Linked DNA regions of Mus musculus: region 1 is linked to region 2. A link is a contact called in ENCODE Hi-C or POLR2A ChIA-PET data. All regions are on one chromosome and are shown on one strand. The core of a region is the stretch at or near the end of the contact, and the rest is flanking DNA. Distances in the headings are between cores, read along the strand shown.

Region 1 (4,050 bases), core at 1,505-4,004, 350 kb before region 2:
TTCTTCCGGCTCCTGGCTATTGCATCCATCTGTTTCGTTTTCTTTTTTCTTTATCCGCCGACCCTCCATTGTCCCACTCTTTCCCAGTGGAAAAACTCTTTTCCTCTGCCTCTAGGCGCCCGCCTTCTTCCCAGTTTCCATGTGCAACGCCTGTCCTGATGTTGAGAAAGTTAAGTTTGGGATGAGGAGTGGGGGGAGGGGGGGTTCTTTTACAATAGCCTGGAACAGAGTCCTAGCATTGTGACCAAGGACCTTAGCGAAATTTGCCAAAGCAAGTGCCTTTATTACTTTTCTTAATGATGAGTAAATTGCACGTCAGGAAACTACAAACCTGACTCTGTCACCAGCGTTGTGAGTCCGCCCAGCTGCAGGCGCCTCCCAGAGCGCCGCGGGAAGCCACGCGGATGAAAGAAAAGGAGCCCGTGTTTTGGGGAAGACCAAATTCCCTTCTTTTTGTCTCCTCCAAACCCCAAAGACTCACTTTCCAGATTCTGAAGTGGAAAACTGACTATTAAAGGAGAACTGGGTCTTCTCTTTGAACCAAAGGATATGAAAGTGGTTTTCTGGCCCTATTTTCCGCTTGTGCTGAATTCTTCCATCAGGGGGAGCCCACGCCTACTACAAAACTCCCTATTCCTAGACATCTGGGTTCTGCTAGTCCGAAACACCCAACTGCAAGCAGATCTTAAGGAGCGCACCGCCTCCGCCCCCCCCCACCCCCCGCCCTTGCTCCTCCCTCTGGGCCTGCCTCCTTGGACAGAGACGGAAGGGACTTCACACTAGCCATTCATTTGTGAGCCGTGGGGGAGGGGACGCAAAAGCGCAGAGGAGGTAGAAAGGGGAAAGAGAAGACAGAGAAGATGGAGACTGAGAAAGAGACACAAAGATGAGGGAACACAGATAGCGAGTCTCCACTGTGGGTGTACTTGAGGCAGTATTGCCCTGCAGCCTCGGGGGAGATTTCTTTCCCTTTCCTCGGGATCCCGAGAACACGTAGGACATGCGGAGGCGAACGTAGTTGGATCCGAGAGCAAATAGTTTAGGCTATGACATTATTTTCTTACCACTATTTCTTCTGTCTAACCCCTCTGAGCAGTCCACGCCCATTGACACCGAGAACAAACCGAGACAACCGGGATGTCCCGGGTCTGCAGGCACTAGAGAAGTCTCTGCAATGCCCACGCCTACTCAGGGCAGTAGGACTTTCTCAGCCAGGGCGTCCCCGGGGAAACCCGGCACGCACTCTCCACAACCACTCCACCAGCCCGTAAAGTTGCTCAACTCAAGTGGAGAAATGGGAGCGGATGAAGATACAGAAGGGAACAGAGGACTGCTGTAATCCAGGCGAGAAGACTGCACCAATTGGTCCCCAACTCGAGTCTCCACGCCACCTTTGTCTGGAGAATCTATGGGTCCTGGTTTGCTAGTAAAGATTGGGGGACAAGCCTTCATTTCGTTTTCCAGAGCGAGGGGGGAGATACTGCACACCCCTCCAGTTCAGGGAAAGCTTTCCCGCCCAGGAGCCTCCCAGACCTCTACGGTGTTCCAACAACCCCACCCCCATCCAATGCGCCTTCCCGGCTGGCTCGGGAGCACCACGCGCAGGACAAAAGAACACAGGGGCAACGTGAGAGAGCTTTGACAGCCCTCAAGTCATCAAAGAAAAGCAGCCCCAGGACCCTACCCAACCCCTGCCAGATAGCCTCCCACATTGCCTGAGGGGTTGGGGGAAAGGGTCATGTCCGTGCAGGTCCTGGGCCGCTAAAGTATCCTGCTGCCTTGTCAGGAGCTGCCCAGAGGTGACTTTCCAGGAACCAAAGATACTGACCACACACACGGAGCCAGGAAACCAGGTGGTCTGCCCTAAGGTGGTTTCAGGGGCTTGCATTTGGGCAAGTTTGGGGACTCTCCATTCAAACTTTTGCCTCGACCACTTTAAAGAGAACAAAATCAAGGTGTGAGGAGTCCATTCCATTCCTCCAACTCAAGATAGCAGGACTTTTCTAGGATTTCGCTACAAAATCCCTTCCCCCTATTCGGTTTGTCCTTTTCCTCTACCCCACCCCGGACTTCTTTTGTCTAGCTCTTTTTCAGCACCAAGGTCTATCTGAATTCATCTCTTTAACAAGTTACCTTCATGTTTGAAAGTGCGCACATTTTTCTAACTTCGCCTTACAGCTAGTCCTCTTGGCTTTAATTAAAGCCCTCTTCCAATTACAATGTGAGTCTTTCCCCCTACTAAGCTGGACGGTTTTCTTTTCCCAACAAGTTTTCCCTCTTTCTTTTAAATGGGGGAACAAAAGAAAAGTGATTACCTTGAAAGGCGGCTTACTGCAGTTTTCGGGGTGGAAATTCACTGCTGAGCTGTGAGAAAGGGCTCCGCGTTGCCCCGGAAGATCACATAGGAAGCGCGGTGGCCTGGGGAAGGGTGCAGCGAGTGCGGGACAGAGCTGGAGAGGAGAGAGGATGCGCTGGTAGCGGCAGATCCTTGTCCCAGCGCTTGGCCACAGCACCTAATGCTCACAGCTGCTGCGCCCGCGCTCCTTGAGTTCTTCGCCCAGAAAGGCTCGGGGCAGCTCGCCTGCAAGTTCAAATGCGGGTTGTGACACCCACCGTCATTATATCACTGTACCGTCAGAGCCGAGGAGGAGACTCAGCGAGAAGGAGGAGGGAGAGGAGGAGGAGGGTTCATTCACAGGCTCCTGAAGAGCTCCGTAGCTCAGTCACTCCAAAGAGCCCAAGCTTGGAAACAGGCGGAGGGGCGGAAAGGAGCTCCCTCAGCCTGCGGTAGGGACCGCCTGCCTCCCTGGCCAGGCACTCCCACCTCTCAGCGTTTCTTCCTGATGAGAAGTACCAATCGGCTGGGGGTGGGGGGAATCCGTGCTCCTCATTCAACGACTCGGTACCACCTCGCTGTGCAGTCTCAAACAACTGCCTTCCCACCCATCCCCACCCCACCCCCTCTTCCCCGCCCTGGGCTGCTACTTCTGAATTAGGGGAAAGGAGTCCCCAGGCTCTGCTGCGGCCAGCAAGCACAGAGCAATTAAGTATGGTCAGTCCTTAGGAGCGGACGGGACTCTATAACATCAGCCAAGAACTTGCGTATAATGTGTTTAATGCGACCACGGAGCTTGCTCGTCCCATCAGAAGAGGTGTCAGGCTCAATGCTCCTGCCAACCTGAAAGAGATACTGAGAAAGTGAGATCCCAAGCCCCAGGGAGACGCAAAAGCTTTTCGTGACTGCTCTCCCTAGGGAACTGCCCAATGGGGAGCCCGCGGCATCAGGCCCTACACAAAGACCCTGGCAATAAAGGGTTGGACAGGAAATCCCCCCAAGCAATCCCTTGTCCCATTCAAAGAGAATCCTTTCTCTGACACAAATCCGCGTCTTTCCTTAAATGTATTTCGCTTCCTTCCTTCTTCCATACCTCTGTCTTTCACAGGATATCTTGCAGAATTTTCTGCCTAACTCAGATTTCTTTGACTTACCAGTCTTTCCATGTTGTCTGGAAATGGAATCTTTCACGTTCGCAATTTTTTTTTTCCCCTACTCAGGCTTATCCATCGATGTAAACAACATCAATATAGAGAAGCACACCCTTCACTGAATCACAAAAGACTCCATTAGGACCTTAAAGAGCAAAGGGTCAAACAGTTAATACAAAGGATTTCTGACCCTCACAAAAGGGCGACTTTGAATTTTCCGTTACGTTGAAGTCTAGTATGAGTTTCTAGAGAGAGGACAAAATAAGTTCGCAAGACATGTCGAAGTAACTCTCAGGGTACTGAAACAATTACAAACTTTTCCTCCTACACCAATATGGAAATATCCTTGTAATTATTGACTCTGAATGTTTTGCTTAGAGAATGACATCAAACACAGGGCTTCAGAAACGGTAGTGATTAACGCAGAGAGTTTGTCTTTACCCTGGATTTCTTTAATTAGATTGGCTGCCAACCACAGTTCTAAAGTTGTAACCTAGACCCTTCTGCATGTGGGCTCCTTTTCTAAGGTTTGTAGATTCAATATGATCATAGATCTTAAGTGAT
Region 2 (4,740 bases), core at 1,037-3,536:
CTAACAATCAAACAATTTTCCATCATTAGCCCTCCACTCAAGGATGAAAATTCAATGTTCACTATAATGCTTACAATGTATCAAACAGGTTTTAATTATTTATATGTATTATGGCCTAATTTATATGTAACTATGGCCTAAGCTCAATGCACTCTTACAAAAACTATAAATTTCTCATTTTATATACAACTCTGGATTTTATGAAATGAAAATTGAAAATATTCTTCCACATTCAGAGAAGACAATAATGTCTGCATAATTGAATAACACAGTCAAGATCTTTTCTTAACAGTAAATTAACCCATGATGATTAGAAATGAAAATCACAGCAGAGCTACTAGAAGTGGAAATAAAGAAAAGGAATTTAACATGGTGATTACCATTCACTTGCAACAAAAAACACAATCAAGGATTTTGTGTGCCGAATCGCCATGCAGCTTCCCCACAGGTCACACTGGTATATTAATTTTGCTATTTTACATGGATATAATAAATTTTTTATATATGTATATGTATACACACACACACACACGTTCAACTCTACCTCCTGACACTATGTACTTCTATGGATAACTTAAGAATTGAAAAGTGTTGCCAGCAGTGGTGGTGCACGCCTTTAATCCCAGCACTTGGGAGGTACAGGCAGATGGATTTCTGAGTTCGAGGTCAGCCTGGTCTACAGAATGAGTTCTAGGACAGTCAGGGCTATACAGAGAAACCCTGTCTCGAAAAACAAAACAAAACAAAAACAAAGAACTGAAAAGTGTTAATTGCCTCTATTCTAAAGTTGAGATATATAAGAAACTATGGCCTAAATTGCCCATAAATACAACAAACCAATTACCATCTTAAACAACCTTAGCCTCTTTACTAGAGCCTGGACCAGAACCTCATACAGAAACATCAACCTGAAGTGTCAAACAGTAGGACCTAGCAATCTTTATATGAATAGAGTCAGTTATAACATCTACCAACACTTTCACTACTGTAAAACCCAAACTTACTGAGCTCAGAACATATTTTCTACGTCTACATTTGAAACATTCATGGTTAGTCAACTTAAATAGTAAGTATAACACAAAGCAATTTTGAGACTATTCAATGACAATCACTTCTCCTATTGGCCTAATCCCCAGTCCCCCATTCAAATACTCAAAGAAATCCCTTGTCCTGCAGTCTCCTGATACCACTAAGATGCAGATTCTGAACTTGAGTATTTGATCAACAGGTTTAGCAGTTGGGTATAACTGATTTTAAAAATGTAGTAATAATTTCAAATAAAATCTTGGATGACAATGCAGTAATAAACACAATCACATATAGCATAGCACTAGGTAAAAGTACTGTGTTGCCATAAGTACTAGATTCTCATGATTCAGCTAAATAATGGTTAGAAATTAACATATCACATCAGTTTCCTTCACTAAAGCTTTCTATACTTCTTCTAGGTCATTAAGTTAAAGAATGGGTAACATTCTGAATAAATACTAGAGCCATACTGACTAAAGGAAAAAAACAATTATTTAAACACACAGGATTTCCATAATTTTGATACACTTGGAAGAGTGGGGAAAGTGCCCGACTTCAGAATCATTCCAAGAATGTATATAAAATTGAACACATCAGATTACATCTTCCCCGTATCTACAAAACTCATAAAGAGAACTAGAGGTGAAATCGTTTCTCACCCACTGGTTTTATACTAGCCAAATAATCCCCTCGGGAATGGGCCGTTCCTTTCCAGTAGCTACCACAGAGTTCTTTCCCTCTCCCCACGGCCTAGAACGTCTAAGCCCCGGATGTAGAGTGTGCAAACAAGGAGGGGGCCAGCCAAGGCCAGCATTGGCTGGCGGGAGGGGCTGGTGGGTCATCACACTGGACGCAGCCTTTTAAATCCAAGTCTCCACCACAGAGCAGCTCAGCACAGTTCCAAGGAGTCCCTCACGACTGAAAATTCCACGTGACACAGAAAGAGACACTTAGGAAGGAGCCCAACAGGTGCTCACATTGGGAAAACCTTACATCTACAAAAGGCTCAGGGGGTCACAGACAGGGTAAAAAGCACGCACTGCGCAGCTTTAAAGCTAAAATCAGGGACTACAGGAGGTTGACATAGAAAGGGGGGAAAAAATGCATTGCTTCTGGAAAGACACCACAGCCACTTCCGGGCCCTACCTCTCAGTACTCCACTTCCGGTCTTCTAAAAATTGTGGACGCCAGAGATAAACCGATGCGCCCAATGAGAGAATCCGCTAATACCGTGGTTTGCGAGTCGTCGGCCAAGTCCCACCTCTTCCGGTAACAGAAGCCTATCACGGAGTCTGAATGGTGCGGCATGGGCGGAGGCGCCGCGATAGGTCCAACCGGACCGCTGGAGCGAGCGGGAAGCACAGCGGGCCTGCATCCTCTTCCGCCCCGGCCCGGAAGGGTGATGTGGCTGGACCAGCACCGGCCTCACTATGGTAAGAACCTGGGCTTCCTGGCCGCGGTTGAGTTTCTCGGCGGGGCCGCGGCTCGTGCGGGGCGGCGGGGATGGTGCGGGCGCTGTGGGGCGCGGGAGCCCTGGCGCTAGCGTGATTCTCCGGGGATCCGAGGGTGCACAGGCTGGGAGTCATGCGGCCGCGATGCACATCCCGGAGCATCAGGCCAACAGTCCTAGGAAGAACCCGGGTGGTGGACTCGGCCCCTCGCCAAGAGGCCGACTTGCTGCGTTGTTTAGTGTGGAATTACGGTGGCATTCCACTAAGCCGATTGCCATCTGCTACAAATATCTGGACGGATATACACTTTCAAACGCTGGAGTCTCAGTCTCCCCCTTTCCCCTTTCTTTTATGTGTTCCCTGTGTCACCCAACCTGCATCTTTCTGCAGTAATTAATGGATTGCCGGTTTTCTTAACACTAGATACTACTGCTTCCGTTTTACCTGTGGAATCAATGGCGAGATAGGGCCCCTCCCTCATCGTTTTTTCAATTCTAAAGACACTTCTTTGCAAACGAATGTTTTTAATGATTTTAGTTACTGTCTCGAAGGAACTTGAGCCTTACTCGCAGACCACCACTCACTTTGGGAGTTCCTATGCGTGTTATTATTGATTGTTTAATAGTTTAAACCTCAGAAAACCTTACACTATAAATCACAAATAGCAACAACAACAAAGGTCAGGACAAGGAACAGAAAGCCCCTGAGTAAAGTAAACATTAGTAATTAACTTTTAAAGATCTATGAATGCATCTTTTCAGTAGTCTGGTAAATGCAGGAATCTCCCTTCACTATCACTTCAGTGGGTTTAGAAGCCATTTATAACTATATTTCTAGAGAAAGCTTGTTGTGTTATCATCTCAAAATCAGCCAGGACTCTCCCACCCCCACTAGACCTCAAATTCTACGATTAGAAGATACTGAATTTGAGTCCATTAAAGCCTTTTTTTTTTTTTTTACTTCGTACTGCAGATAGTATATTCTTGGTCAAAAGGATGTTAATAAACAGTTACAGAACTTGAAAAGTTGCTTTCTTGCCTATTTACCGAGAAACAAGTAGAATGACTTTGCTCTTAGTCAAAGGTACATTTTACATCCTCTCCTACTTAGATAAAATCAAGATAATTTAAGATGTACAGTATTTTAACTTTTTCCAAAAACAAGCTTTTGTTTACTAGTACTTGATGTGTAGAAGATGTAGTTTCTAAGCATTGTCTTGCTTTAAATTCCTGACTTCTGAGATATTTCCAGGTAAAGGAAGAGAAAAGTAGGGAGCCTGAGTTGTCTAGGATCGGGTACCTAGTAAGTAAAGCCAGGCCTCAGATTTATCTAATGACTCTATGGAGTGGTAACAAGAAAAGTGACTGGTGTGTTCATGAAGATATGCAGTTTTCTGCTCCAGATTTTTTTAACTTATGATTTGTTGAATATATGGGTGTGTAACTGGAATTGGAGGGTTGAAGGGTGAATTATATGTATCCCTATATTTGTAGAATGGCTTTGGAAGGATGTGTGATAGTATTAAATCTGTATGTTTTACTTTTTTAAGTGTTGTGAGAAAAAAAAAAGTGTATGCAATGAATGTTTTATTAGAGATGTTACTGGTCATAAGTTACACATGTTAAATATTAAGTGTAATGTCCAAAAATAATATTGGTTATAAATAACATAGAAGGTAAAGATTAAACTTAGCAGCTCCGTTTGTCTTTATATTCTGGTCCTTGGTCAAGTGTGCCATTAATCACAGAGGAAATCCAAGAAAGGTTTGTGAGAGAAAAGTAAAATGGTAAATTTTTTTACCATAATTCTTATTGTATTAGCAATAAAAATGACAGTACAAAAGAATATGTCTCTATAGTTTGACCTTATGAAAGCATTCCATGAACTTCACTCTGAAAGCCATTGTATAAGGTTAATAGGAATCTAATGTAGATGCAGTGATCTTCTCTCAGAGTACTTAACAGCAAATAAATACTTTGAGTTCCTAGAGACTGTAGTATCTTTATAGTTTAAGTCTAAATTTGGGGGATTGTTTTTTAAAGCATTGAATGATTCAAGTGAGTAACCAGCACCCAGCGTTTAACTTTTCTGTTTTACCAAACAACCTAGATTTCATTTAATATTTTCTTGATTGCAAAGTACATTTTTTCATGTAGGATTTGCTTTTTTCCCTTCAGAATATCTTTTCAATCATTTTATCGAGGTATATGAAGAATTCATTTTTCTAAAACTACTAATCAAATATTGGTTCCACCTTTGG

The links. A loop is a pair of places that touch in the nucleus more often than their neighbours do. ChIA-PET counts read pairs that join two places held with the same protein, here RNA polymerase II (POLR2A).
Region 1: a loop to region 2 is called in a map of left cerebral cortex, with 7 times the contacts of the local background. The contact joins the promoter of Vcan here to the promoter of Xrcc4 in region 2. A Hi-C loop is called at or near these places in 14 of 37 maps with a recorded cell type or tissue (Patski, gastrocnemius, heart and 2 more). POLR2A ChIA-PET finds 5 or more read pairs at or near these places in 1 of 5 experiments (Patski).

Annotation. Positions count from the first base shown.
Region 1 is chr13:89,739,758-89,743,807 of GRCm38, forward strand. It overlaps Vcan (versican), which reads right to left and starts at 2,755. Exons shown (of 15, transcript NM_001081249.1): 1 at 2,316-2,755. The region is part of intron 1 of Gm4117 (a long non-coding RNA gene); the gene reads left to right.
Region 2 is chr13:90,087,322-90,092,061 of GRCm38, forward strand. Xrcc4 (X-ray repair complementing defective repair in Chinese hamster cells 4) reads right to left here and starts at 2,287. Exons shown (of 8, transcript NM_028012.4): 1 at 2,176-2,287. Tmem167 (transmembrane protein 167) reads left to right here and starts at 2,346. Exons shown (of 4, transcript NM_025335.3): 1 at 2,346-2,462. The coding sequence starts at 2,460.